Regions from separate parts of the Homo sapiens genome. Here all the other regions are linked to region 4. The links are chromatin loops, found by intact Hi-C in ENCODE. Cell type or tissue: MCF 10A. All regions are shown on one strand. Each heading gives the region's core, and the rest is flanking DNA. Links, peaks and the distances in the headings are about the cores only. Region 1 has its middle 78 kb from the start of DNAH14. Region 2 overlaps NVL (nuclear VCP like). Region 3 has its middle 23 kb from the start of WDR26. Region 4 overlaps FBXO28 (F-box protein 28). Region 5 overlaps LOC105373281 (a long non-coding RNA gene).

Region 1 (6,399 bases), core at 1,217-5,216, 740 kb after region 4:
AAATTCAGTCTTAAAAAAGAAGGACATCTTGTCAGTTATGACAACATAGTTGAAACCGAAGGACATCGTGTTAAGTGAAATAAACCAGGCACAGAAAGACAAATACTACATGATCTCATTTTTATGTGGAATCTAAAAAAGTTGAACTCATAGAAGCAGAGAGTAGAATGTTGATTACTAGGGGATGAGGCAGGGATTGGCAGGGATAGAGAAAGGGGAGATAATGGATCAAAAGGTACAAAGTTTCAGTTAGGGGGAGTAAGTTCAAAAGAGCAATCATATGTCATGGTGACCACAGTTAAGAATAATATATTGGGTCAGATGTGGTGGCTCATGCCTGTAATCCCAGCACTTGGGATTTAGGAGGCTGAGCCAGGAGGATCGCTTGAGCCTAGGAGTTCAAGACCAGCCTGAGCAACATGGTGAAACCCTGTCTCTACAAAAAAAATACAAAAATTAGCCGGGCATGGTAGTATGCACTTGTAGACCTAGCTACCCAAGAGGCTGAGGTAACAGGATCAGCTGAGCTTGGTGAGATTGAGGCTGCAGTGAGTTGTGGTCATGCCACTGCACTCCAGCCTGGGCTACAGAGGGAGATCCTGTCTCAATAATAATATATACTTGAAAATTGCTAAGAGAGTAGATTTTAAGTGTTCTCACCACAAAAAATAAGTATGTGAGGTGATACATATGTTAAATTCTTGATTTAGCCACTCCACATTGTATACATATGTCAGAACATCATGTTGTGTCAGAAGCTTTGAATCAGAGCTATTCCATCTTGAGTAGGGGCTGGGTAAAATAAGGCTGAGACCTACTGGGCTTCATTTCCAGGTGGTTAGGCATTCTATGTCATGGAATGAGATAGGAGGTCAGCACAAGATACAGGTCATAAAGACCTTGCTGATAAAACAGTTTGTGGTGAAGAAACCGGCCAAAACCCACCAAAATCAAGACGGTGACAAAAGTGACCGTCTGGTCGCCCTCACTGCTCATTATACACTAATTATAATGCATTAGCATGCTAAAAGACACACCCACTAGCACCATGACAGTTTACAAGTGCAATGGCAACGTCAGGAAGTTACCCTATATGGTCTAAAAAGAGGAGGAACCCTGAATTCTGGGAATTGCCCACTGTTTTCCTGGAAAACTTATGAATAATCCACCTCTTGTTCAGCATATAATCAAGAAACAACCATAAAAATGGCCAACCAGCAGCCCTTGGTGCTGCTCTGCCTATGGAGTAACCATTCTTTATTCCTTTACTTTGTTAATAAACTTGCTTTCACTTTACGGATTCACCTCAAATTCCTTCTTTCACGAGATCCAAGAACCCTCTCTTGGGATCTGGATTAGGACTCCTTTCTGGTAACAGTTGTACACCATAAATACATACAATTTTTACTTGTCAATTTAAAAAATTTTTAAAAGAGAAGAGAATGAGAGAATGAGTCAGTGATCATAATTCAAAAGTGGGCAGATCATGAGGTCAGGAGTTCGAGACCAGCCTGACCAACATGGTGAAACCCCGTCTCTGCTAAAAATACAAAAATTAGCGGGTATGGTGGTGCACCCCTGTAATCCCAGCTACTCAGGAGGCTGAGTCAGGAGAATCACTTGAACCAGGCAGGCGGAGGTTACATTGAGCTGAGATCGCGCCACTACACTCCAGCCTGGGTGACAGAGCAAGACTCCGTCTCAAAAAAAAAAAAAGCATCTTCCTTGTTGACATGGTCATTTTCCAAAATGAATGATACCATCTTTACACTTATCATCTGGTGCTAGATTGAAGGTGCTCTCCTCTGAAGCATTTACCTACAGATCTTACCTGATGGCTGCCTTTTTGAAATCTGTGTCTGACGACTGAGGGGTCACCATGTTATTGCACCCACACACACGGTTGAGATGGGGCCCAGGTAGCAAGGGTCTTTGCCTACTGTATCATTGAAGCTCAAAAGCACACACAGAGTTTCCATATTGTATTTGGATCACTTTGGTGAACTGGAAACAGTAATCTGGCTGTGAGGGTAGTAGGTTTTCCCAGTGGGGAAGATGCCCCCCTAACCACAGGCATCCCATTGGTGTGAAGAGAAATGAGCCAGGAGCTTTCATCATCATCGGACCATCAGACCACACACATGCGCCCTCACACTCTGCTTCTAAATGCCCTGAATGCCTTAAAGGTAGAGAAAACACATTTTCTTTGGTTGTGAATCTGTGGTATGAACATAAGCAGAGGGTGCTACCTCCTTTGCCTTGTTTTGATATTTATTTGTTCAGGGACCATGTATTGAGAGGTATCTACATGCAGACACTGTGTTAAGCTGAGAGCAAATCTGGGGCAGAGCACAATAAATAGTCAGTGTTTGTGGCTTTTAGATTGATGAGCAAATATTCACACAAATAAATGTTCAATTCATTGAGTTGTCACCCTTTTCAACCTCAGACTGAGCTCCAGAATGGGGACTAGGCCATTTCACCTCTGCACCCCAGCATGCAGCCCAGTGTTTGGAGGAGTGGGTGCTGAGAAGTTGGCTGAAAGCACCATCCTCGTGCTGTCTAATGTCAGCTCCTGCAAGGGAAGCTCTTGGGTCCTAGCACCAAGGGTAGAGGTCACTGTGGTTGTCCTGCCAAGATATGCTCTCCTGAGGTGGCTGTTGGAGGAGCGGCGCGTAGAGACATGGAGTGCATCTCAGAGCTCAGACCTTGGCCGCTCCTCTGGGATGGTCGCAGCATCTCTCTTCCTGACCACACTACAAGGGTTGGTGACCAAAAGGAATGTTTGAGCCTTCAGTAGTTACAGAAGTGAGGCCCTAAGCACTGCCCATCCAGTGCAGGCTTGGAATGGGGGTCGTTCCAAGGTGTCCACAGTCAGACCCACCTGCTCCAGGGTGGCTGAGAGCATGAGAAAAGGTAACTTGCTCAGAGTGCTCAGTACTGACCTATGCTGGTCAGTGACAGCTGCCAATAAACAAGGGGGTGGGGACTGTGCCTCCCAAGGTAGGCCAGCCTAACTCTGTAAAGCACTGTTAGTTTAACTGTCCCAAAGCGAGCTATGGACAAGAGCCTTGAAGTCCAGTGTTTTATAATGGGCATAAACACAAGGTGCCAGCTTGGAGGACTTTCTGCTGATGCCCTCAACAGAGCCAGCTCTGGCATAGTGCCCTCTGCTGGTGATGTGGATCCATGCTCGGCAAGCCCGGGAAAAAAGGCAGGTCAAGACACTTTGAGACTCCTTCTCAGGCCACCACATGGTGTTTAATGATTATTGTTATATTCTAAGTTGATAGAAGTGCACTCTGGCCCTTAGCTGGGGACCAAAGCAAAGGAGTGGAGAGGAGCTAGGAGGGCAGTAGCAACACGGGGACACCCTCTAAGCAGCAGCTCAGCCCGTCCCTGCCCTGGCCTTTCAGCCCCTCACTCCTCCTGAGTCCTCTCAGCTCACTGCCATGAGGTGTTCTATGTTTCCTCCACGGGGCTGGGGGATCCGAAGGCAGGCACTACTTTGACTTTCTGCATCTGGAGGCCACAGTAGGTACTGAATACACCTTTGATGGAAGGGCTCATCACCTGTTCCGTTCCCACACTGTTTCCATGACAAATGACTGAATGCAGACTGTGCTCGAGAGGCTCGCACAGCAGGGCCGCTCCCACTGCTCTGTTGCTTAAACAGGAAAGGGTCCAGCCTAGGGCACCGAAGGCAAAGGAGCAGAGGGGGGTTCTCTCAATTCAGTGAGGGGCACAAAAGGCAACCCACCCCCAGCTCATCCCTGGGAGCCCAGAAGCCCATGAAGAAGGCTTTCTGGAGTGCCCTGGTTGTCCAGCATGGTACGGACAGACGGTGGGGCTAGTCAGCAGTAGCACACCTTGGTCTCCACTGCATCTGGGTTTGAATCCTTGTGCTTTCACTTGCCAGCTCTGTGCCTGTTAACATCTCTGAGCCTCTGTTTTCTCATCTAAAAATAGAAATGATGATAATACAGTCCTTTTCTGAGGACTACGTGAATTTAGTTATGTAATGTGTCACCTAAAATGATGCTTAACACATAGTCAGGGCTCAAAACCGGTTGTCATGGCTGCTGATATGGCTATTCCTAGGAACGTTGCAGAGATGTGGGAGATTCAAATGAATCCAAAAATTTAAATTCCGGCCTACCGTTACCTACAGTTACCTGCAATACACCATAGATATCGTGAAATGGAATAGAACAGTTTCAAGATGACATTAATATTTTAGTTTTTACCCTTTGATAAATCGCTTCGCATCTTTGGGTCTTGGTTTCTTCATGAGGAAAATGATGTAGTATAATTCAGTAATCATATGCTACATATAGTAATCATGCTAGGATCCTGAACATGAGATCATATAATACAAACCTAATCTAGGCAGTCCCAGCTTCTTGCAAAGTTGCATTTCCCCTACTCAATTATTCAGTTCTGAATATACATATGTACGTATATACGTGTGTACGTATGTACGTGTGTACGTGTGTACGTATGTACGTGTGTACGTGTGTACGTATGTATGTATGTTACTGCCTGCTGCCTTACTTGACTGGTTTAGAAACCAAGCGTCAGCCTGATTTATGCTTCCTGATTTTTCTTGGACAACTGAGTCAGCATTTCATCTTATAAGGTCCCCATCTAGTGGTAGTAAAAGAAAATTGCAAGGCCGTAAGTCCCCTTTTCCCATCTGCATTCCTGGTCCATAAAAGTGGGACAGATATGAATGAATGAATGCTGAGAATGGGACGAATCAGGTAAAACCAACTCAAGATGTGAGTTCTGAGTTGGGTCTTGAAATAAAATGGCAAACATAGATTGCCAAAGAAGCATTGTGAACTTTCCTGGTTGGAGGTAAGTCATGCACTAAAGCTCTGCATTGAAAAGAAGGGGAGTTTGGCATTCTTGGCCAAAAAAGCAACTGTTTGGGTGACAGTGGAGGGGCCATGTTGGTTAGTTGGGAATGACAAGAATGGTATAACTGGGCAGAAGAGTTTAGACTTGATGTGACAGTTTTCTAAGATGCCAAGTTGGTCTGTTACAGAATCCGCAACATATCAGTAGGGTTCCAAATCACACTCTCAAAAGCAGTGTGGCCCATGCCCTTCTCTATGGGTCTAAGGCTCTCTTCTTAATGGCTTTTATAGAGCTGTTACCCTCCCTCTCAACTTCTGTTAAGTGCATGGGTTTTGGATTCAGAAAGTCACCCTGTGTTCTTGAGAAAAGTATTAACTTCATTTTTCTCATCTGTAAAACTGCAGGAGGATGCAGGTTGATGTGAGGATTAAGTGATGTGATCTGAGCATGGAACCTAGTGTACAGCCTGACACAAAGTATAGCCCAATAAACAGCATTATGAATGCCTTTCTTTCCTCTCATGGATCACTTCATTGTCCCCTTCCTTTGAGTTGCTTATTTTTATAAAGGTCTCTTTTGTGTCACGTTTGTGAAACAGGATGTTAAACACAACTTTTTGTATCCTCTTAAGGCTTTAGCAAAAGCACTGGGGGCCAAGAACAACAGGTGCTGCACTATAAATGCAAAAATTATGAAACCAGCTTTGACCCCTATCCCATCAGCCACCTGGCACATATGTAAGAAAAGGCAAAGGTTTCATCAAGGGGTTCAAGAGGCCAGGAAAGGGCTGCCAGGATGCAGTGCACCACCCGCTGCCCCACCCATGGGGGCTGAGGAGGGAGGGCCTTTTCCTTCTCTGTCAGCTCAAGAGAAAGAAACCACCAAGAGAAAACTCACCTGGAGACATTGTCATGGGCTCTCTGGCGTTTGAGGGATCAGCCTGAAAATAACTGAAAGAACTCTGCCCCCAAAAGCCTTTCTGCCAGGCTCAGGCGTCTACAGCAGAAAGAAACTGGGGACACTGTTGGAAGCAGTGGCTGGGGTGGGGTTGGGGATGAGAAGCTTGTACATGGTCAGCTGGAGGACCAGCTACACCAGGGAAGGGGGTCCCCAGGAAGAGCATTCTCCGAAACCCATCAAAGCTCTCAGTCACAGCCAGAAGGCCTTTTCTGTCCCATGCCTCCCCTCCAAACCCCTGAACCACGCTGGAAAGGCCCCCAGGGAGGTAGAGAGTGAGACAAAGAGGAGTCTAACCCCTGAGGGAGGTCCACGCTGGAGCAGGAGGGAAAATTTAGATTGAATGGGAGTCTAGGGTTTTGATAATAATCGCTGGAAATCTAATTTTATTAGATTACATTTTATTAACTGTAAGTAGTCAGAGGAACTGTTATTACTAAAGAGTAATTAGAAAAGCTATGATACAAATCCAAGGTTCTATCCAAGGGTGGAGTGGTAGGGATAATGAATTCTTCAGGAGGGGTGGGCTTAAGGGTTAATGTAGCCTCAGAGTCCAACTTATTTAATAAACTGGTAACA
Region 2 (6,399 bases), core at 942-4,941, 180 kb after region 4:
TAATACATCAGTGTAAAGATCACCTCCAGTTTTTTTGTTTTTAAGAAATAAACTAGACACGGTTCAGAAAGAATAAGTTAAGATGTAAGGATCAGCTACCGAGAGTAGTCAAATTCATTAAGACAAAAAGTAGAATGGTGGTGATGGCCAGGGACTGGTAGGAGAGAGGAATGGGGACTTACTGTCTGGGAACATGAAGACATTCTGGAAATGGATGGGGGTAATGATAACACAACAATATGAATGTACTTAATGCCACAGAATTGTACACTTAAAAATGTTTAAAATGGCCTTTTCAGTTGGAACTGCCATCTTCCAGTAATTCACCAAAATGATGAACACAAAGAGAAAGAGGAGAGGCACCTGAGAGATGTTCTCTAGGCCGTTCAGAAAACATGGAGCTGTTCCTTTGGCTATATGTATGCAAATCTATAAGAAATGTCATATTGTAGGCCAGGCGCCATGGCTCATGCCTGTAATCCCAGCACTTTGGGAGGCCAAGGCGGGTAGATCACCAGAGGTCAGAAGTTCAAGACCAGCCTGGCCAACATGGCAAAACGCCGTCTCTACTGAACATACAAAAACTAGCCAGGTGTGGTGGTGCATGTCTGTAATCCCAGCTACTCGGGAGGCTGAGGCAGGAGAATTATTTGAGCCTGGAAGGCAGAGGCTGCAGTGAGCTGAGACATTCCAGCCTGGACAACAGAGAGATACTCCATCTCAAAAAAAAAAAAAAAAAAAATTAGCTGGTGGGTAGTGCATGCCTGTAATCCCAGCTATTTGGGAGGCTGAGGCAAGAGAACTGCTTCAACCCGGGAGGCAGAGGTTGCAGTGAGCTGAGATTGTCCCACTGCACTCCAGCCTGGGCAACAGAACGAGACTCTGTCTCAAAAAAGAAAAGAAGAGAAGAGAAAAAGAAATGTGATACTGTAGACATCAAGGGAATGGGTACTGTTCAAAAAGGAATGTCCCACAAGTGTTACCACCACAAAACTGGAAGAGTCTATAACGTTATCCAGCATGCTGCTGGCATTGTTGTAAAGAAACAAGTTAAGGGCAAGATTCTTGCCAAGAGAATCAATGTGTGCGAGAATCAACGTGCATATTGAGCACATTAAGCATTCTAGGAGCCGAGGTAGCTTTCTGAAACACATGGAGGAAAATGATCAGAAAAAGGAAACCAAAGGGAAAGTGTCAGCATGCTCCACCCAGAGAAGTGCACTCTGAGAACCAATAGGAAGGAGCCTGAACTGCTGGAGCCTCTTCCCTGTGAATTCATGGCATAATAGGTGGTAATAAAAGACCTCTGGACTGTAAAAATGTTTCTCTTCATTGAGTAGAAGTGTAGTGTCCTCTTCCGCAAAGAAACATTTAAAGCAAATTTAAATTGTTGTCCTAATTCATTGTGTAATATCTTTACTATTCAAATTTAATGTATTTCTTGCTGAAAGATGTGAGGTGGCTTATTATGCAACAAATTACTCAGTTGGTTAGAAAACAGCCAGGTATTATTTATGAAATATCTGTACTGGTTTGAAGATAGTCCCTCTAAATCATCATGGAAGACATAAAATAATTTACAAAAACTTAAAAAAATGTTTAAAATGGTAAATTCTGTTATATATATTTTACCACAAAAAAGAGATAAGGATCAGTTAAAATGAAAAAAATTGAAGAAAATTATCTAGATTTACAATCTAAATCATTTTACTCAATCAGTTACTCAATGGTTAGGAGTGACAGTGATTATGCTAAGTAAGGCTGTCAGCGTCGCTTAAGGCATCTCAAAACCATGGGAACAACCACATCTTAAAGGGAAAGATATTTAGCTTATCGCTAGCTGGATCTCTTCCCTAATCATCCTTATGACAATGTTTGCAAAAGACGCCTATGACTGCTAGATATATTACCCAGTTACAAAGGAGTAAAATTACAGAGGCCAAAAGCACCAGAAAACAAGCACATCAGTACTTGTCAGTGACCTGGAAAGTTGAATGGGGGAAAAAAAAGAATAAATGATGGTCATCAGAATGTGGCCTAAAGAAAGCATAGTTTTCAACCAAGTATCACTTGATTGGATTTCACCTTTTTGTTTCCTGATCCACATGCTTTACTGGACTCATTCTCATTAGCGAAGAGGGGACCAGGAAAAGCGGGGTGCTAGGCCACATATTTACTGAGCATCTACTGTGAGGTACTGTACTGGCTCAGTACTGGTTTAGTGAGAGGTTTAAACACAGAACTAACAACCTAAAGATGCCATTTGCCTCTTATCCTTATTCATCGTGTTTACCATACGCACAAAATTTACTACTTGTCTCTGGCTATGCGTGCCAATTTAACAATGGAATCCACCGCGTTTTGGAAAACAGGTAGCACCTGAGAAAGTTCAGCTTTGCTCTGCACTCTGCCCTTTCCACCTTTTTTCTCTTTATCCTCCTAGTGTTGCCCACAGCTTTTTCAACGTCAGCCCGCACCATAACTAAGTAGATGGCCTACCCATTCTTGTTATTTAAAATGTTTTTTTTTTCTCAATTACTGCTTAAATATAATTTCTCTTCTAATTTCACACAGGCTTCTAACAGTTGTATTGGATATTCATCAGCTACTATATATTGTCATTGCTAATAATGACATAAACTTTTCACCATTTTTTAGTTTTAAACACAGTGATATTTGTTCAAGTGTGAATAATCTTACAGCTAATATTTACAGGGCTTGTGCTGTGTGCAAGGCACCATATCGAAGGTTTTATAAGAATTCTCTCATTTAATACTCTCAATAGCCACGTGAGATTTGGGTATTATTATTGCCCTAGTTTACTAGTAAGGAATGACAGAATTTATTCTGGTATTTTTATGGTTGCTTTTATAATAGCCTAAATAACAATTTTTACATTGCTTACAAGTTTTTTTTGGCCAAACTTAAGTTGAGGAAAGTAAAAGTGAGTGGAAAATATCATAAGGATAATATATTTTCAACATATGACTACAGGGTATGACGGCCCAGAATTTCTCACCAATTACATTTATGTTTGATTTCAAATGAAAAGGGTTATTTATCCAACAGCTGGTATCACTAAATCTACTTTAAATATTTAGCCATCATGCATAGCAAATTACCATGTTTATATTAATAAAAGAATGGCCAGTGAGTGGGTTAACAAATACTAGCATCAGAAAAAGCAGGATCTTTAATATAAGCTGGTAGCGTCTGACCACCTGGCATTAGTCATTAACTGACTCACCACAGCTTGCTCAAATAGTTCTCTCAGCTTCTGCTCAGACTCTCCGGATACTCCAGACACAATCTCTGGAGCAGCCACTTTCAAAATTGGCAGGTCAAGTTCCTATGCAGACACATAAAAGAATAACCAAATATTCAAATTTTAATTTCCCTACTTTTTCTTATCCAGTCCCCTCAAATTTTTTAAATAGCTAGTTTCCTGAGGAACTTCATCTTTTTATGTTGGCCCAGTGAAAAACACTATTTGAAAATCAATGGTTTTGGCCGGGCATGGTGGCTCAGGCCTATAATCCCACTACTTTGGGAGGCTGAGGTGGGCGGATCACCTGAGGTCAGGAGTTCGAGACCACCCTGACCAACATGGAGAAACCCCATTTTTACTAAAAATACAAAAATTAGCCATGCATGGTGGTGCATGCCTATAATCCCAGCTACTTGGGAAGGCTGAGGCAGAAGAATTGCTTGAACCTGGGAGGCGGAGGTTGTAGTGAGCCGAGATCGCGCCATTGCACTCCAGCCTGGGCAACAAGAGCAAAACTCCATCTCAAAAAAAAAAAAAATCAACGGTTTCATGCAAACACATTTAAGTGGATACCTTCAACTTGTTTTTATTTTATACATGTCACTATAAAATTCTATTATCTTTTCTGAATAAAGGGTCTTGACTTTCAAGAGGTATGTTATCCCCACTTAGGGCTGAGCCAAAGCAATTCTTCGTTTTTTTTGGAGAGACTGTGTCTCACTATGTTGCCCAGGCTGGTCCCAAACTCCTGGCCTCAAGCCATCCTCCCAATTCAGCCTCCCAAAGTGCTGGGGATACAGGAGTGACCATTCCTGGCCTATCAAAACAATTCTTACCCATCTGCTAAGGAGAAAATAGCAAGGGTTGTGACACAGATGTTTCCCACACATTCTGCTAGTATTTCTCCAAATCCTAACCCAGAGAGTAGCCAGTTACTAGTCAGAGGAGGGAGACTCTTTAAGAAGAGGCCAGGTGTGGACGCCCATGCCTGTAATCCCAGCACTTTGAGAGGAGTTTGAGACCAGCCTGGGCAACACAGTGAGACCCCACCTCTAAAAAAATAATAAATTAGCCAGGCATGCTGATGCATGCCTGCAGTCCCAGTTACCTGTGAGGCTGAGGCAGGAGGATCATTTGAGCCTGAGAAGTCAAAGCTGCAGTGAGCTGTGATCATGCCACTGCACTCAGCCTGGGCAACAGAGAGAAAATCTGTTTCAAAAAAAAAAAAAAAAAAAAAAAGAGAGAAGAGAGACTACTGTTCTCCCATTCTTGTGCTTATCTTGAAATTTCACTTCCTCAACCATACCTTCCTTGAACCCAACTCTAATTTGGGAATCCTAACATACCACATACCATTTTGCACTTCTTCTTGTCTTCCATTTATTATAGTCATTATTATGTACAGCATTTATTTATATGAATGACTGTTTAATGTCTCTCTCATATTAGAACTACGATTGTGGTACTTAACACTATATTCCAAAGTCTGGCATGCAGTAGTCAGTCATGTAATGGAATTATTAAACAAAAATGAAGCAAACCAATCAAGTCCCCCTTTACAAATGATTTTCTTTCATAGAACATTATTGTATTAGCGCTTGGTATAACATGCTATTTTTCTTTTTTCTTTTTTTTTTGAGATAGAGTCTGGCTCTTGTTGCCCAAGCTGGAGTGCAATGGCATGATCTTGGCTCACCGCGACCTCCGCCTCCAGGTTCAAGTGATTCTCCTGCCTTAGCCCCCAAGTAGCTGGGATTGCAGGCATGCGCCACCACACCCGGCTAATTTTGTATTTTTAGTAGAGATGGGGGTTTCTCCATGTTGGTCAGGCTGGTCTTGAACTCCCGACCTCAGGTGATCCACATGCCTCGGCCTCCCAAAGTGCTGGGATTACAGGCATGAGCCACTGCGCCCGGCGAGCATGCTATTTTTCTAATCGAAGTTACTCGGATATTTTACATTACTGTCCCCTACAGTTTCTGAAAAATCTGAGAGGGTTAAAATAAGATTGCTAACTTTTAATTTCTCAAAGTAAGTGTCTATTATTACCATTTTAGAAAGAATTATTTTAAAACTAAAAAGTATAAGAACATGACTCTAAATAAAAATTTTGAATAAATTTAGCTATATGAAAAATAATATAACCCTAGTTTTCTTATTTTACTGCTCCTTAGAACCACTGGGAGGGCAGGTGCAGTGGCCCATGCCTGTAATCCCAGCACTTTGGAAGACTGAGACAGGAGGACTGCTTGAGGCCAGGAGTTTAAGACCAGCCAGGCAACATAGTGGGCTTCGTCTCTACAAAAAAACAAAAACATAAGCTGGGCGTGGTGGTATGTGTCTGTGTTTCCAGTTACTCGGGAGGCTGAGGTGGGAGGACCACTTGAGCCTGGGAAGTTGAGGCTGTAGTGAGCCATGATTGCACCATTGCACTCCAGCCTGGGTGACAGTGAAACTCTGTCTCAAAAAAATAAGTAAACTGAAATAACTATTGGGTTAAAGGGAAAGCAAAGTAACTAAAATGTAAGCTATGTGTTAATAAAAAGGTTTGTTTAAAACCGTATTATTATGGCCGGGTGCGATGACTCACACCTGTAATCCTAGCACTTTGGGAGGCTGAGGCAAGTGGACTGCCTGACCTCAGGAGCTCAAGACCAGCCTGGGCAAGAGGGTGAAACCCCGTCTCTACTATAATACAAAAAATCAGCCGGGCGTGGTGGCGTATGCCTGTAGTCCCAGCTACTGGGGAGGCTGAGGCAGGAGAATTGCTTGAACCCGGGAGGCGGAGGTTGCAGTAAGCCAAGATCACGACACTGCATTCCAGCCTGGGTGACAGAGTGAGACTCTGTCTCCAAAAAAAAAAAAACTGTATTATTTTACTTTTTATCTAACTCTTGCCATATAAACAATTACATACATTAAAAAAAAAAATCCCTCAAGTTGCTCGTGAGAAACAATAAATAAACTAAATGAATAAATTCCACAAATAATACCAGCATGATAACAAAGGGATCAGTTCCAATGACTATGTTCTCTTCCTGAAGAATGCCATGTCTGGTTTAAGTTGACCAAAGAGAAAAAACAAAAACAAATAATAACAACAAAAACAGCAAAAGCAAACAAATGTCAGC
Region 3 (6,399 bases), core at 1,327-5,326, 340 kb after region 4:
CATAATTGAAATGTCATAAACCATCCAGAGAGCAGGAGAACCAGTTCTCTCTTGTTTCTATTGGTGTAGTCTGTTTACATTTCTGGTCCCGTCCCTGAAGCTTGGACTGAGAGACCTGGTGAGGAATGTTTCCTCTGTAGTTTCGACAGGCACAGCTATTTGTCACTGCCTCAGAAGCTGCGTGGCTGCAGGTGAGGAAGGCTGCCCTTATGGGAGGGATAATTATGGTCAGTGACCTGTCTGAGCTTGGCCTCACTCTGCACCCAAGCTCGTGACTGGCTCAGAAAGTCTTCTGCTTCTGTGTTCACATCAATGATTTCCTTCCTTGCTTTCTAGAAGAGAATCGGCCTCTGGTACTGGTGAAGAGACCGGAGATTTTCAGTTAGGCATTTTACCTGGCTGAGTGCAGGGCTTGGAGGTGGAGTCGCTTGTGGAAGGATTAACTAGAGGGAGGAGTCACTGTCATTAGGATACCATACACATGGCAAAACCAAATATAACCACCCACCTCCTCTGACTCACCTACTTAAAGCATGAATAACCTGGAGGGGGTGGTGGCAAGCAGGTACAGAGATGCTCCTTGACTTTCAGTAGGTTTGTATCTCAATAAACCCATTGTAAGTAGAAAATATTGTAAGTCGAAAATGCATTTAATCCACCTAACCTACAGAACTTCATAGCTTAGCCTAGCCTACCTTAAACGTGCTCAGAACACTACAGTAGCCTACAGTTGGGCAAAATCATCTAACACAAAGCCTATTATATAATAATGTCGAATATTATGTAATTGAATACTGTACAGAAAGTAAAAAAACAGAATGGTTGTATGGGTACTCAAAGTATGGTTTCTACTGAATGTGTATTGCTTTCACACCATCATAAAGTTGAAAAATTGTAAGCTGAACCATCATAGGTCAGGGACCATCTGTATTTGAATGAGTGAGGTGGGGGCCTGAATCCACCCTCCTCCTCCTCTCACCACCCCATCCTCAGGATACACATAGACCAGTGAAGTCTGTCTTGGCCTTGTGAAACCCTTACCATCTGAATGGCCTAATGAAGTAGAACTTGTGACTGATAGGAAGACTTTGGAGAGGTTTGGAATGTTCTTTGACTTACCAGGAATCTAGTAGACCCAGGATTATCCAAATGTCACCAAACAGTGAGTTCAGTGCCCAGAGGGGAGGCCCATTATTAACCCTTCCTTGAGGTAGACACACCCAGTGTAGATGAGGGTGATGCTGGGTGGTCCCTGCCCAAGGCTTAGTCTGACCCTACTCAGGAAGGGGATATAATAGGAATAGCATTATGAGAGGTTCTTTCTGTTCTGTACCCCTTATGTGTTATAAGATAATGGAGGAAAATCTCAGTTGCCAAACCTGTGTCGGCCACATTAAAGCAACAGTTACTATATCAGTCATGGTAAATGAATGGTGGTCCAGGTATAAACATTGTTTTACCCCTTGATATTTTTATATGAAGCATTTGGCTTGAACCTTATGTTTGAAACATCAAACATAGTGTATTGTCATATTGAATATGAATACTACCAGTGTTTTAATAATAACTGACATTATATTTGTGGCACCACAGGTGTATCATTTTAAATTCTCTATATATAGCATTTAAAGTGTATAGTGACTAAAGTAATTACTGTTGCTTCATGTGGTGAATATGGGATGTGCCAGTTTAGCAGATGTGGTTACTCAACTCACATAAAAAGGTCACCTTAATCTGTCAGAAATCGTGGAAGTCACATCTCAAGTAGGATTGAAACATGCATAATATGGTCCATGAAGAGGGCACTCTTTTCTTCCCTGCTCCCCTCTCCTCACACCACCTCCTGCTTCTTTTCACAAGCTCTGCATTGTTCTGCATAGCAACGTTCCATCCACAAAAAGCTCCAGTGTGTAGGGGGTCTGAATCCTGTCTGATCCCTTCCCTAGCCCCATAGCTCAGACATGAGATGTGGTCCAGGGAGCAGCCTAGACAAGTGCCAATGGGACATGTAAAGATTCCCCTTTCTTTTCTTTCTTTAAGTGTTTTTTGGAGACAGGGTCTCACTTTGTTGCCTGGGCTGGAGTGCGGTGGTGCAGTCACGGCTCACAGTAGCCTGGACCTCCCGGGCTCGAGCCATCCTCCCACCTCAGCTTCCCAAGCAGTTGGGACAATAAGTGCGTGCCACCACACCCAGCTAATTTTTGTATTTTTTGTAGAGATAGGATTGTACCGTGTTGCTCAGGCTGGTCTCAAACCCCTGGCCTCATGAGATCCTCCCACCTCGGCCTCCGAAAGTGCCGGGATTACAGGCATGAGCCACTGTGCCCGGCCAAAGATTCCCCCTGTCTTTTTGACACTCTTCAGCTGTGCCCTCCCAGGGAAGACATTAGCTCACTCTGCAGCCACTTGTGCCATTCTCGTGCCCTCCTTGCACAAGGCCTTGTCGTAACTGCTTCACTCTCCTGGTCTGCCAGTGCAGGTATCAGTGATCCAAGAAGATACAGGAAGAGGCTTGTGTGGGAGTCGCCTGGAGCCCTCCATGGTATGTTGGCTCTACAAGAGCTAGGCATGTGGTGCCAGGGCGTGGGAGCAGCAAGGCCACCCCGCTCAGGCCTCTGCCCTGGAGGAAGGGTGGTGTAACTGCCCCTGGACGACAGCCTGGATGTGGCGAGGGGAGACGGTCCACACCCTGCTCTCAAGCATGGAGGTCGAATGTTTCTAGGTCAGCAGCTCAGGACAGCAGGCAGGTCAGGCCTGGTAGAGGAAGTGCATGTGAGGAGTCAGTGGGAAGTGAGTAAGAGATGGTGGTGGTAAACTAGGAGGTGCTCCTACAAACAGAATTGGATTTTCCCTTTTAAAACAAGGATGGCCGTAGCTGAGCCCTCCTCTCTCTCTCTGTGTGTGTGTGTGTGTGTGTGTGTGTGTGTGTGTGTGTGTGTCCGTGTCCTCTTCTGTTCTCCGCCCCTACTGAAGGAAGGAGATAGCTCTGGCTTCCAAAAGTAGCCTTGCAGCTGTAGGAGGACTGACTCTGCCTAGCCTTTACATTTCCCATGTAAAATTTAACAGTGCTTTCACAGAGCTTCTCTAAAGATCAAAGGGTACCCAACTGAATGGGAATCTGTGGTCTGGGGATTTTTTTTTTTTTTTTTTTTTTGTCTGTAGCTTCCCTTCCTCCCTCCCTGCAACACTAAGTAGACGAAATATTGGGCCAAAGGGCCAAGGAATCCTGTTAAGGGAGGAATCTCGCGGTCTCATTTCCAGCCAGGCACTTTTCTGTTCTTGTAACTTTCCAGTCGTAATTTGGGGATTACTGTTGATAACTCTGACACCTGGTGGTCATTTCAAAAACTGCACTCTGGAAGAATTAAACGTTCACTTTTATCATTTTTAGTTGTTTTTCCACCTCCAATGTCAGTGTCAATAATATGCATTTTATAAATTAGTGATTATTGTTAGTTGAATGATCTATAAGTAAAATCCTTGCACATGCATTCAACAGAATACACTAGGATAGAAAATTTCTGAAAGGTATACCAGAAGCTATACATGGTGGTCCCTAGAGAGTGCAGCTAGGTGTGGGGAGGAAGCAGACTTATTTTACTTTATGCCAGTTAGTGCCCTTTGAAATGGTCTTAAACAGAAATAGTGTATTACTGTAATAATTATAGTGAAGTACTGCACTTGGGCAGGATATTCCCTTCCAGGGCTCCTACCCTCTCCTGATTTTGCATCCAGGGACGTCCTCTGTGCTTTTGAATGTATTAAGGAGTGACGTACGGCTGGATTCACTCTGATCTCATTCACTGACAGTGGTGGGAGAGCCCAGAGCTGAGTAGAAACTGGTTCTGGGGCATCGTGTGGCTAGGGTGCCAAAGCCGAGAAAGGTCCCGTAGTCCCTGTGTGGTCAGCAGGGAAGGCAGCAGTGCTCTGTCAGTATTGATTCTTCAGGGGCAGGCTGCCCACTTACCAAAGTTATGCTTAGCAGAGGGGCTCTGGCTCACTCCCCGTCCCTCATCCTACCAGGTGTGAGGCTGCCAGGAGCCGATCGCACAAGGCTTGGCAAGGCAGATGCTCCCCAGCTCCTGACATCAGAGAGAAGGGCTGGGATTGTGGCCTGCGGTTGGTGGGCAGGAGAGCCTGGTCTGATGACAGCAACCACCCTTTGACTACCTTCTCTGTGGCTGTTACTGTCTGATTCCAACCTTCCACTGTTGAACAGACCTCCTACCACTTTCCTACTACTCCCCCTAATGATAACATACTGAACTCACTTTTATGAATTTGTTGAGACCTTACCACTTTTCAAGTGTGTGTTCAGGAACAGCAAACTTTTGTCTTGCTTGGATCCACCCACATACCCAAATCACCATGGGTATCAGACACACTGGGTAGCTGAGTGCTCAGAGGAAGATGCGAGGTATTCAGGGAAAGTGTCAGTGGGGTCTCCCAGTGCCTGTTTGGTCCACAGTTAGGAGAGGCCCTGCTTGCACTTCTAATACAGTCCCGGAAAGACGGGGCCAGAACTTAGGAGGGGAGCGCTTTGCAGCAACTTTTCAAGAAAAGGGGAAAATTTAAGCACCATACTGTTATGTGGTCCTTGTACCCAGAGGCCCTGTTCAGCTCCAGTGATCAGCTCTCTTAGGGCACACCCTCCAAGGTGCCTAAATGCCATCCCAGGATTGGTTCCAGTGTCTATTATCTGTTTGACTCCAAATGGCCAAACACCTGACTTCCTCTCTGGTAGCCTGGCTTTTATCTTCTAGGACATCCAGGGCCCCTCTCTTTGCCTTCCCCTCTTTCTTCCTTCTACTGCTTAGATCAAGTCTTCAGCAGACATCATGTGACCTTGAGGATGGATGTCACATGCTGGAGGAAACAGAAGGCCGAAACCCTGATGACTTCACAGAGCTGCCAAAACAGTTCCTGACTGTTTATTCCGGGTCTTTAACAAAGTGATGAAAAGAAATCCTTGCAGTATGAAAACAACTTTTCTATTCCATGGAGCCAAACCTCATTATAACAGATAACGTGACCCTCAGCGATATCCCAAGTATTTTCCTGTTCTCATCTATACTATGGCAAAGGGGCAAATACCTCTCAGTAAAGAAAGAAATAACAACTTCTATCTTGGGCGAGGCATTTCTTCTGTTAGAACTTTGTACACGGAATAAAATAGATCTGTTTGTGCTTATCTTTCTCCTTAGAATTATTGAATTTGAAGTCTTTCCCAGGGTGGGGGTGGAGTGAAGCTGGGGTTTCATAAGCACATAGATAGTAGTGTCTCTTAGCTTCCGTTTAAATATGGGGGTAGCGATGTGGAGGGCCCAGAAGTATCAGAGAGGAGAGACAGGCTGCTCTGATTGCCTTTGTAAAATGCACATTTGAGCTTGTGCAAAGCCCTGGGCCTGAGCTCAGAAAAAGCAAGGCCAGGAATGAGGCTCTTGGTTCAGTTCCCCTGCACACCCTGGGCGGGGAGGGGTTGTTAGAGTCATGGAACCCCTATTTTTTTTTTTTTTTTGACCGGGTCTTGCTTGGTCACCCAGCCAGAGTGCAGAGGTATGTGCACAGCTCACTGCAGCCTCAACTTCCTGGGCTCAAGCGATCTTCCTGCCTCAGCCCCCAGAGTTGCTGGAGCTACAGCCCCATGCCACTACACCTGTCTAACTTTTGTACTTTTTGTAGAGACAGGGTTTTGTCATATCGCCCAGGCTGCTCTCGAACTCCTGAGCTTAAGACCAGGTTGCTCAAGTGATCCACCCACGTCGGCCTCCCAGGGTGCTAGGATTACAGGCATGATCTACCCCTCCTGGTTTATCTTTCTTAAGCTTGGAGTCATCTTTTTAAAACAGCCACAATGAGGTATAATTGATATACAATACACTGCTTATATTTAAAGTGGATAATTTGATAAGTTTTGCCATATGTTTACATCTGTGAAACTGTCACCACAATCAACAGGGGGATCATATCCATCACCCACAAAAGTTTTCTTAGGCCTCTTCCCCCTGAGAAAACCCTCTCTCTGGCAGCCACTGAACTGCTTTCTGTCCCTGCAGATTCGTTTGCATTTTCTTAAGTTTTATATAAATGGAATCATAGAGTACGTGCTCTTCTTTTGTCTGTCTTCTTTCACGCAGCATAATTATTTTTTAGATTCTTGTGTCTTGTGTGTGTCAATTCTTTTCTTTTTATTGATGAATAACATTCCATTGTATGGATATACCACATCTGTACAGTTTGTTTAATCCATTCACCTGTCGATGGACATTTGGATCACTTCCAATATTTGGCTATTAAAATAAAGCTACTCTGAACATTTGTGTATGTGCCTTTGTGTTATTCTTGGGTATATATCCAGCAGTAGAATGCTAGATCATGTGGTAGGTTTTTTGGGTTTTT
Region 4 (4,000 bases), core at 1-4,000:
GGGACTTCGCCTTGGGGGCTCCTTGCCCCCCGCCCGGAAGCGGGCCCTCTACGGGAGGGGTAGCGGAGTTGGTCTTCCCACCTTCCGCCTGGCCCGAGAGTAGACCCGGAGAGGTCATGTCGCCTGCCTTTTGTATGCCGCTTCCAGCCCCCGGCCTGGGTTTGGGGAGAAAACTCAGAAGTAGGCAGATGATCCCAGCCAGGTTTGGTTTATCTTGCAAGAATAACGAATTGTTCCCCACCCCAACCACCCAAGTTTTCTTGTTCGAGAAGATTGAGTAGACTAAGGTGGCTCAGTGACCCCAAACCCAGGTAGAGGTTCCGAAGAATTCGAACGTGTTTACTTAGCGTTAGCCCCAGCGCCCTAATTGACCACTAAAGTAGAGCCTTGGGAAATGACCATTCCTGCTTTGCCTCATCCTAACGCTTCCCACCGTAGAGAAGCAACTTACCCCTTGACGGGTTTTTTCTCTTTTGCAATTTATTTTTAACTAGTGATTTACGCCCACCCACCTGCTTTAGGAGAGGTTTCTTTATACCTTAAAATCACAATAGGTCAGTCCATGATTTTTAAAAATAATGAATTTGCCATTGGGGTTTTACTTCACTCCAGAGGTTTGAAGATGTGGTGATTGTTAGTTCAGTTAGATATTTTGCTGCCTTTCAATGAAATTATCTTTAAGTGGTAAAGAAATTGAAGGAGGTGGACATTTTGAAGTGATTGCAAACCGATTCCATGGAGAAGCTAAATCTGTGCTGGGAATTGTTTTTAAGAGGACAAAGATATTTCTGAATGTGCTGTGTATAACATCTTCTTATTACTCAATATGCTATATTGTAGGCATACACCTCCACTTTCAAGTGGATTATAATTACATTTTTAAAGGAAATCATAACATTTTTAAAAGAGAACTTATAAATATTAATTCAAACTGATGGCCAATTTTTTTTCTAGTCAACACAGCAGTTCAACCATGCCAGTCTGCAGGATGGAAAATTTCTTCAGCTGAAAATAGATATTTCACAATTGATTGCCTCTGAATTTCCAAAACGTTTTCATTCTAGAATTTCATGTAGAATCTTAAATATTCCTTCAGATTTTTACAAACAGTGGCGTTTAATCAAAATTCGCGCTGTACATATACAGTGTTTGGAAAATTGGGCATATAACATTTGATTGAATTGAACCATTCAACCAGACAATGGCTTTGTAAATCTTGGAATATTCACAGTTCTGTTTTGTAAGTGTTGAGAAAAACTGAGTTTTATTTGTTTGTTGATCATTTTACTATTTTAAAAAAATGTAGTGGGGAGGGGGGAACCAGCCTGTCCTAACTAGAGTTAAAACACATCCCACAACTTATGAATAAATGACATCTCTGTCAGGTGAGATATTCAGCTGCATTCTTAATTTTTAAGCAGTTTTCTGGCCTTTTAAGGTTATAAATTTATAATTTCAAACTCAGATTTTTCATAAGGAGTCCCTTCAGTACAACTGCCCACCCCCAGGAAAAGATTCTGCCCCGTTTTACATGTGCAAATATGATTTTTGAGTAATGGGGAACTATTTTTTTTACTTAAGGCTAATGGATAATTCTTGAATAGATTAAATGGATAATCCTTTGTGGGGAGTTGGAAGTGTCTTTGCTTGGAAGGTACAATTCAAGTAACGTTAGAAAAGAAAGATGTTCTTTTTTGCCACTAGGTGTCAGCATTAATTTAATTATGATCTTTTCTGAAATTGGCAGTCAAGAGAGTACCTAGGTGAGCTGTACATGCCTTCTTAAGTAGCCATTTATACCTAAAGAATCGTTTGCAAAAAATCAAGGGACTTTAGTGTATGCTGCTATCTGACATATAAGTTACGTAGTTCTCTTCATTGTAAGCATATTTTTGAGTGGAATTAAGGCTGGATATGCTTTGAAGGGGGTAATATTAAGAACAGAATTAGTTTTCATAAAGCTAAATGTCAGTTGTTAGGTAGGAGTTAGTTTATGTATTGTTCAGGGACTTTTTTTCTTCCTTCTCAGTTTGCTTGTCTTATTGGAACCTCAGTTACAACTTTGCTTAGCATCTAATGTAGACAATAAATAGGTACACAATCCATGTACTTACTACTCTGCATTTTCTTTAAAAGATTTGCTCTAGGTTGAAATTGCTACAATAACATTTTTCAGTTATTTGTACTGTTTAGTTGATAATAGTCTTTGCTTCCTCTTACCATGAATAACTGATTTCCAAGGGACTGTGTGAATGCCTTATTAAATTGGATTTTTGGCTGGGCGCAGTGGCTTACACCTGTAATGCCACCACTTTGGGACGCCGAGGTGGGCAGATCACCTGAGGTCAGGAGTTCAAGACCAGCTGGCCAACATGGTGAAACCCCATCTTTATAAAAATACAAAAATTAGCCAGGCATAATGGTGGGTGCCTGTAATCCCAGCTACTTGGGAGACTGAGGTGGGAGAATTGCTTGAACCTGGGAGGCAGGGGTTGCACAACGTGAGCCGAGATCGCCGTCTCAAAAATAAAAATAAAAATAAATTGGATTTTTTTTTTTTTTTTTTTGAGACGGAGTCTCGCTCTGTCACCCAGGCTGGAGTGCAGTGGTGCCATCTTGGCTCACTGCAGCCTCCACCTCCTGGGGTTCAAGCGATTCTCCTGTCTCAGCTTCCTGAGTAGCTGGAACTACAGGCGCACGCCACCATGCCCGGCTAATTTTTCGTATTTTAGTAGAGACGGGGTTTCACCATGTTGCCCAGGCTGGTCTCGAACTCCTGAGCTCAGGCAATCCACCCACCTAGGCCTGAATTTATTTATTTTATTTTATTTTATTTTATTTTTTGGCCATTGACTATTGATCAAAAGATGTATCCTGAGTCTGGTGGTTTCACAGAAATTACTCCTTAAATATTTAACTCCTCCAATGTAAAATTATTTGGCTGAACACAACCTTTGAAATGACAAAACATGTACTTTGAGTTGTTTTTCCAGTAAAACAGAGAAATTTGTGCTGATGCAGCATTAGTATGTCACCCAGGCCCCCTTGGCAGGTGGGTGAGAGACTCTGAAACAAGTGGCAAAGGTTAAGAAGTGAGATCCTGGCTCACTTACAGTGCGGTGGCTCACGCCTGTAATCCCAGCACTTTGGGAGGCCAGGGTGGGCGGATCACTTGAGGTCAGGAGTTCGATACCAGCCTGGCCAACATGGTGAAACCCCATCTCTACCAAAAATATAAAAAATTAGCCAGGCGTGGTGGCACACGCCTGTAATCCCAGCTACTTGGGAGGCTGAGGCTTTGAACCTATGTAACTTTGGCTTATGAGCATTATATTCTTACCTACTGAAAAACAAGTATAGGGAGCTTTTTAATTAATTAATTAATTTATTTATTTATTTATTTATTTATTTATTTTTAATTTTTGAGACAGGGTCTCCCTCTGTCGCCCAGGCTGGAATGCAGCGGCGTGATCACAGCTCACTGAAGCCTTGATTTCCTGTATTTTTTGTGGAGATGTGATTTCTCCATGTTGCCCAGGCTGGTCTTAAGTTTAAACTCCTAGGCTCAAGTGGTCCGCCCACCTCAGCCTTCCAAAGTGCTGGGATTACAGACGTGAGCCACTGCACAGTATAAAAAGGGTAAAAAATTTTTTTTCTATTTATTTAAAGTACAATATAAAAAGGGAAAAAAAATTATCCTGTTTCAAACACTGCATTATATAATTTTACCTGCCCTACAGGAGGCTTTTAAAAGATGTTTTAGAGAGATACTATCAATTTTTTTCCTCTGCGATTCAACTGGAGCTCTTATCATTTTAATTGGAATCATATTAGTGGTTCAGAACATGAATTTGACTAAAGGTTAAGTTGAGAATTCTTGCCTATTTTCTGGAATGAAATTTTCCAGTCAGCAACAAAATACATAAATACGTGCTTTTGTCTCAAGATATTTCTCTAGAGCACTTTAGCTAATTAAATCTATTACCTATTTATAGTTCCT
Region 5 (6,399 bases), core at 1,010-5,009, 420 kb before region 4:
CTGGGCAACATAGCAAAACCTGGCCTCTACAAAAAATTACAAAAAAAAATTAGCTGGACATGGTGGTGTGTGCTTGTAGTCCCAGCTCCTCAGGAGTCTGAGGTGGAAGGATCATTGAGCCTAGGAGGTCAAGGCTGCAGTGAGATATAATCAAGCTATGATCGTGCCACTGCACTCCAGCCTGGGTAACAGAGTGAGACCGTGTCTCAAAAAGAGAAAGAGAGAGAAAGGGAGAGTTTTAGGCTAATTTAAACAGAAAACATTTTTGAAAGATTATTTTATTGTTACAAGATGGACTGTGATTGATGTAAAAATACCAACAGACACAGTAAAAAGATATAATTCCTCTAAATATAACTAGAAGACACAAGAATTTCACAGCATGACCACAGCTGTACAATACAGGACGTTAGCCGTGTTCAGAGTCAAGTTCCTCCTGCCTTCGAGTGCCCAGGAAGCTGCCCTCCTGTCAACAGTACCCAGCCACAGGAATGAGAATCCTACTAGGTCCTCTGATAAGCTCATTTTGTCATTATTGCCTTTAATTCCCCAAGTGGCAATCCCCATCCTAAATGCTCTAGAAGGCTCGTTTCCATCCTGGCTAAAATATCCTGATGGGCTGACATGATCCAACCAACTGCAAACTGAGAAATAACGTCTCCAACTTGCCCTGCGCACATTTTCTCCCTCCTCTCAGGAGCCAATGTGAGCCAGTCCCGCACATTCCAGAGCAAATAGTGTCTGGACTGAATCGATGGCTACTTGTAGGCCTCTCCAGGATCCAACCATCCCACGTAGGTCTTCTCGAAGTGCTGTCCACTCAGAGAAGATCTGGCTGAGGAAACAGACACACAGAGGCCACGCAGCCAGAACCACAGCCCAAATCAGCCCATAGGAACAAGGTGGGGAGACCACCACTACTGCCCCCTGCTGGACACTGGGCAAACTCCTTCGCGGAACTCACAAGCCCTGTGTGTCCCGGCACCTGCTCTCTTCTCTGGCCCCATCTCCCATCACCATCCTCATCTGACAGTCCACACTACAGCCACCGAAACTTCTCTCAGTTCCCAGCCAATTACTCAGTCATTTTGGAGCCCTCTCCCCTTCCTATCCTCTCTCCGTCTATCCATCCACCCTTACACTAATTGAACTCAGCTCTCAGGCCCCAGTTGATGACTTCCTCCCTTAGGGCCAGGCACGGTGGCTTACACCTGTAATCCCAGCACTTTGGGAGGCCAAGGCAGGTGGATCACTTAAGCTCAAGAGTTCAAGACCAGCCTGGGCAACATGGTGAAACCCCGTTTCTATGAAAAATACACAAAGTAGCCAGATGTGGTGGTGCACACCTGTAGTCCCAGCTACTCAGGAGGCTGAGGTGGGAGGATCACTTGAGCCCAGGAGGTCAAGGCCACAGTAAGCCATGATCACACCACTGCACTCCAGCTTGGGTAACAGAGAGTGACCCTGTCTCAAAAAAAAGACTTCCTGGCCATGCGTGGTGGCTTGTGCCTGTAATCCCAACACTTTGGGAGGCCGAGGCAGGTGGATCACTTGAGGTCAGGAGTTTGAGACCACCCTGGCCAACATGGTGAAACCCCATCTCGACTAAAAATACAAAAAAAAAAAAAAGAAGAGTCGTCCGTGTTTGCACGCACCTGTAATCCCAGCTACGCAGGAGGCTGAGGCAGGAGAATCACTTGAACCTAAGAAGCAGAGGTTGCAGTGAGCCAAGATTGCGCCACTGCACTCCAGCCTGAGTGACAGAGTGAGACTCCATCTCAAAAATAAAAAAAAAAAATTAAATGTAAAAAGACTTTCTCAGTGTATGTGGTATATCCAAGACAATAGAATATCATTCCACCTTAAAAAGAAGGAAATCAGTTGGGCACAGTGCCTCACACCTGTAATCCCAGCACCTTGGGAGGCCGAGGCACGTGGATCACGTGAGGTTGGGAGTTCAAGGCCAGCCTGACCAACATGGAGAAACCCCATCTCTACTAAACATACAAAATTAGCCAGGCGTGGTGGTGCATGCCTGTAATCCCAACTACTCAGGAGGCTGAGGCAGGAGAATTGCTTGAAACCAGGAGGCGGAGGTGGCGGTGAGCCCAGATTGCACCTTTGCACTCCAGCCTGGGCAACAAGAGCAAAACTCCATCTCAAAAAAAAAAAAAAAAGGAAGGAAGGAAGAAAGGAAATCCTGTCACGTGCCACAACATGGATGAAACTTGAGGATATTATGAGGATATTATGCTAAGTGAAATAACCCAAGACTCCCCAAATCTGGGTGAGGATCCTCAGTAATTTGTCTCCATAGCGCTTACCACAGTGAATTGCAATGGCCTGTTGCCCATTGTCTATGTCCTCTGTAAGGACAGTACAGTATCCTGTTCACGGTTGAAGCCTCAGTACCCAGCATTATGCCTGGCACGTTATGTGTGGTCACAAATAATGATAGATAGACAGATAGATACATAAATAGATGGGTCAGTTCATGAGGAACTCAGTATCAGACTCCAGAGGGCTTTGGGATCTGGAGTCATGACTGCCTGAGATCCAAAACAAGACATTTTGCCAGTTTTACTTGTTTATGCTGAAAAGCATCAAAGGCCTTTTGAAATAGAGGTTTCCTTTTCCATGGCTAAATTAGGGGTTTTCTTGCTTTGAAATAACAATACTGCTTTTTGCCACGTGGTGGAGCCAATACAACATCAAACGGGCCCCAGGAGGCGCCATTTTACCGTCATCACCTGCCTGGGCAGGACCACCCGCTATAGCTCACAGTGAAGAGCATGATTGTGGTGTAATAACTTTATTACTACAGGCTTATTTTTGTTGTTCAGGAAATCTTGGTGACCTTTAAAACTTCCCAAGACACACAAATCATTCCAGTTGCACAAAAGGATGGAGCGGGTTATTTTCTCTCCAATGAGAGCCTGTCAACCTGTTGGTGCAGAAATACATGTGCAGGCTGTGTTTAATTGTGAGTGGGGGTTGGGCGCGGTGGCTAACGCCTGTAATCCCAGCACTTTGGGAAGCCAAGGCGGGTGGATCACCTAAGGTCAAGAGTTCGAGACCAGCATCGCCATTATGGTGAAACCCCGTCTCTACTAAAAATACAAAATTAGCCGGGCGTGATGGCAGGCATCTGTAGTCCCAACTACTCGGGAGGCTGAGACAGGAGAATTGCTTGAATCCAGGAGGCAGAGGTTGCAGTGAGCTGAGATCATGCCACTGCACTCCAGCCTGGGTGACAGAGCGAGACTCCTTCTCAAAAAACATAAAAAGTGAAAATAAAAATAAAAATCGTGAGTGGGAATAGACTAGGAGAAGCCCCCAAATTATTGTATCTTCATAAAGCCAAGCTCACACTTGGGAGGCTGAGGCAGGATAATTATGGAGGCCAGGAGTTCCAGACTAGCCTGGGCAATATAGCGAGACCCCATCTCTACACACACACACACATATACACACACAAATTAGCTTGGCATGGTGGTAAATGCCTGTAGTCCTAACTACTGAGGAGGCTGAGGTGGGAGGATCACTTGAGCCCAGGAAACGGAGGCTGCAGTGAGCTATGATCATGCCACTGTACTCTAGCCTGGGTGACAGAGCAAGGTCTTGTCTCTTAAAAATAAAAAATAAAAAGCCAAGTTCTTCTCCATCAGGGCCTGCTTCTGAAGAGTGGGCAAGCAGGACCATGGGCCTACAGTCCTGCTATCAGAAGAAGTTCTCATGGACCCTGGAACACCTGTGATGGGGCTCAGGAGCCTCTCCACCAGAGCTGCCTAGAGCCCTACTCCTTCCCCACCAGCCTGACCACCACACTCACCTCTTTCACCCTTCACTTCCAACCCCTCCAATTGCCCTTACAAGGTCCTATAGCAGCTAGTCCCTCCCCACCTCTCGGCCTCACCTCTGGCCTCTTCTGGCCCTTGACAAAGATTCTTTGCTTGACCAAACTTTAGTGAGCCTCCTGATCCTTTCCTAGGCCCATCTGTGCACTTCCTTGAAAAATTCAGTTTTAACGAGGACCCTGCTAAGTCAGTTTAGCTAGAACCCCTCAACACCTTGCTATCTGATCATCCCCAATATCTAACTGTGCTCCTCATCCTCCACCATCTAGGTGATGTCCAATGACCCTGTCCTGTCTTCAGCAAGACTCGGTTAGGGGGTTTAGCCAGAATCCCCCTTATTCTTTACGTTTACTCTTAGTAATTATCTGTCACTGACCCCCACTCTGCTTCTTGGCTATGCATTCCCACCTGGCCGTGCCATATTCCGAGTTGAGCCCAATCTCTATCCACCCCGCAAAACCCCATTGCAGTGGCCCCTATGCCTATTGCAACAGTCCTGAATAAAGCCTTCCTAATCATACCTCAACAAGTGCCACCGAATAATTTTTTCTTTTCTTTGACACCAATCTCACATTACTACCACCACCCTCCCCCAGGACCCTACTCCCAGAACACACTCAACCACCCCCATCCCTACATAGAATGCTCAGGGCGCCAAGGGGGCGTCCAGGGACTTCATGGTTTCTAGCACTTTGTAGTCCACCGAAATGCCCCCAGGAGTGGCAATCAAGTGGAGAGGCTGGGCTGTGTGTTGATGGCCAGTCTGGTCCCAAGTAGACCCCATAGAGATGTCCTGGGCCCTTCATCCCCCCTCCACACCAGCACCAGCACCCACAACTTAGGGACAGACCAGTCAGCCCCAGAGAGAGAGAGAAAGAGAGAGAGGGAGGAGGGAGCAACAAGAAATGCTTGCACAGCTCTGTTCTGCAACATTCTTATCTTTCTCCTAGAGGAATTCAAGCATTAAACCCTGGGGGAGGAATCTTCTGGTTCTCTTGTAAAGGAGGGTACACTCCACCCCACCCTAAACTCAGACATTTGAAGCAATCCTAGTGGATAGTAAATCTGGGCTCCTCAAAGTTCTCAATTCAGGGACTCCTTTAGCATGACACAGGGCCCAGGGAGCATTTCCCTCACCCTAAATCAATGATTCTGACATCAAAGATGCCAACAAGTTTTCCCTGGGAACGCTTTGTGCCTATGACCCTTCGTTCAACAAACCTTTACCAAGCACCCACCAGGTGCCAGGCACTATGCCAGGATCACAAAGGTGAACAAGAAAGACATGGTGTCTCATTCAGAAATGGATGGGCTAGCGGGGAAATGGACACTAAATATTTGTATCACCAGGTGATACGCGCTCTCACAGAAGTTACATAAAACGTGCCAAGATGACAGCTCTAATTATTCACTATTGTGCTTTTCAGTTTATATTCAAGTCCACATTGCAGAATACATGTTAGAGAGCACTTATGTCTTGACATGACTTGCACTTTTGATCAGTCCATAGACTGCTTGAGTGGAAAGAAATTCCTCTAAGACACTCCCTTCTGAGTATGAGTCAGAAAGCTGAGGTCTCCCCAGCATAGCCGGGTCAGGGGCAGGGTGACAGGGCCTCCCGACACACGCAGCATCCAAGCAGACTGAGCAGAGCCTGCAGAGCGGGCAGCAGGATGGGACCTCTCCCGAGAGTCTGGAAGCCCCAGCTGGCTCCGGCCCTCTCTAGGGCTGCGGGACCCTCCCTTCTCTGGCCTCAGCTTCTTAGCTGCCTTGGTTAGACTGGACAGGAGGAGACAGCTCTGCCCTCCTTTCCACCTCTGAGCTTATGCTCTTGTGAGTCTCATTCTTGCCATGAAGAATTGAAGAATCTTTGTGCTCTGAGTCAGAAGCTATGTGGCCGCTTTGCTAAAATGTGACTCAAACACAGCCTCAGCCCTGAGGCCCCTTTCATTATATTCCCTTATTTGGTCCCAGGCAGCATTTCCATATTCTCTCTGGGGAGCTGGTGGGCAGAGCCTTTCTGTGGGCCAAGGAGGAGCTCAGGTGCCAGACACTCAGACTCTGATGGCTCTGTAGCTAACTGGCCCATCCTCAGAGACTAACGCAAAGGAACGAATTTCCAGGATGTTCGACTATGTGGAGAAAACAAAAAAAAAGCAAAGAAAAAAATATTTTTAAAGAAAGAAAGAAGGCCAGGTGCAGTGGTTCACGCCTGTAATCCCAACACTTTGGGAGGCCGAGGCAGACAGATCACCTGAGGTCAGGAGTTCAAGACCAGCCTGGCCAACATGGTGAGTCAATACTAAAAATACAAAAATTAGCCAGGTGTGGTGGTGCACACCTGTAATCCCAGCTACTCAGGAGGTAGAGACAGGAGAATCACTTGAACCCAGGAGGTGGAGGTTGCAGTGAGCTGAGATCGTGTCACTGCACTCCATTCTGGGCAACAGACTCCGTCTCAAAAAAAAAAAAAAAAAAAGAGAGGGAAGGAAGGGAGGGAGGGAGGGAAGAAGGAAGGAAGGAAGGGAGGGAGGGAGGGAGG

The links. Peaks named below come from ENCODE experiments on the same cell type or tissue, not always from the same donor. Only the 100,000 strongest peaks of a DNase experiment are listed, where the experiment ranks them.
Region 1: it touches region 4 in a loop (21-fold over the local background); 4 of 110 quality-filtered maps call a loop at or near these places.
Region 2: a loop joins it to region 4, with 10 times the contacts of the local background. A loop is called at or near these places in 2 of 110 quality-filtered maps.
Region 3: a loop joins it to region 4, with 15 times the contacts of the local background. A loop is called at or near these places in 68 of 110 quality-filtered maps.
Region 5: it touches region 4 in a loop (9-fold over the local background); 18 of 110 quality-filtered maps call a loop at or near these places.

What each region holds. Positions count from the first base shown.
Region 1 is chr1:224,848,498-224,854,896 of GRCh38, forward strand. No RefSeq gene overlaps it. Among named protein-coding and RNA genes, the nearest start is that of DNAH14, 78 kb to the right of the region's middle. In MCF 10A, for the core only: CTCF peaks have their summits at 3,171 (motif pointing left) and 4,661 (motif pointing left); DNase peaks (open chromatin) are centred at 3,174 and 4,624.
Region 2 is chr1:224,297,315-224,303,713 of GRCh38, forward strand. It overlaps NVL (nuclear VCP like), which reads right to left. Exons shown (of 23, transcript NM_002533.4): 10 at 3,248-3,349. Among named protein-coding and RNA genes, the nearest start is that of NVL, 30 kb to the right of the region's middle. In MCF 10A, for the core only: no CTCF peak of the experiment used is centred there; a DNase peak (open chromatin) is centred at 3,257.
Region 3 is chr1:224,454,380-224,460,778 of GRCh38, forward strand. It overlaps a transcript of CNIH3 not described here. Among named protein-coding and RNA genes, the nearest start is that of WDR26, 23 kb to the left of the region's middle. In MCF 10A, for the core only: a CTCF peak has its summit at 3,328 (motif pointing left); DNase peaks (open chromatin) are centred at 2,612 and 3,272.
Region 4 is chr1:224,114,618-224,118,617 of GRCh38, forward strand. The region is part of intron 1 of FBXO28 (F-box protein 28); the gene reads left to right. Among named protein-coding and RNA genes, the nearest start is that of FBXO28, 2.5 kb to the left of the region's middle. In MCF 10A, for the core only: a CTCF peak has its summit at 1,670 (motif pointing right); a DNase peak (open chromatin) is centred at 1,714.
Region 5 is chr1:223,695,684-223,702,082 of GRCh38, forward strand. All of the region lies in intron 1 of LOC105373281 (a long non-coding RNA gene), which reads right to left. It also overlaps a transcript of CAPN2 not described here. Among named protein-coding and RNA genes, the nearest start is that of CAPN2, 14 kb to the right of the region's middle. RefSeq lists an enhancer at 5,403-6,249. In MCF 10A, for the core only: a CTCF peak has its summit at 2,704 (motif pointing right); a DNase peak (open chromatin) is centred at 2,718.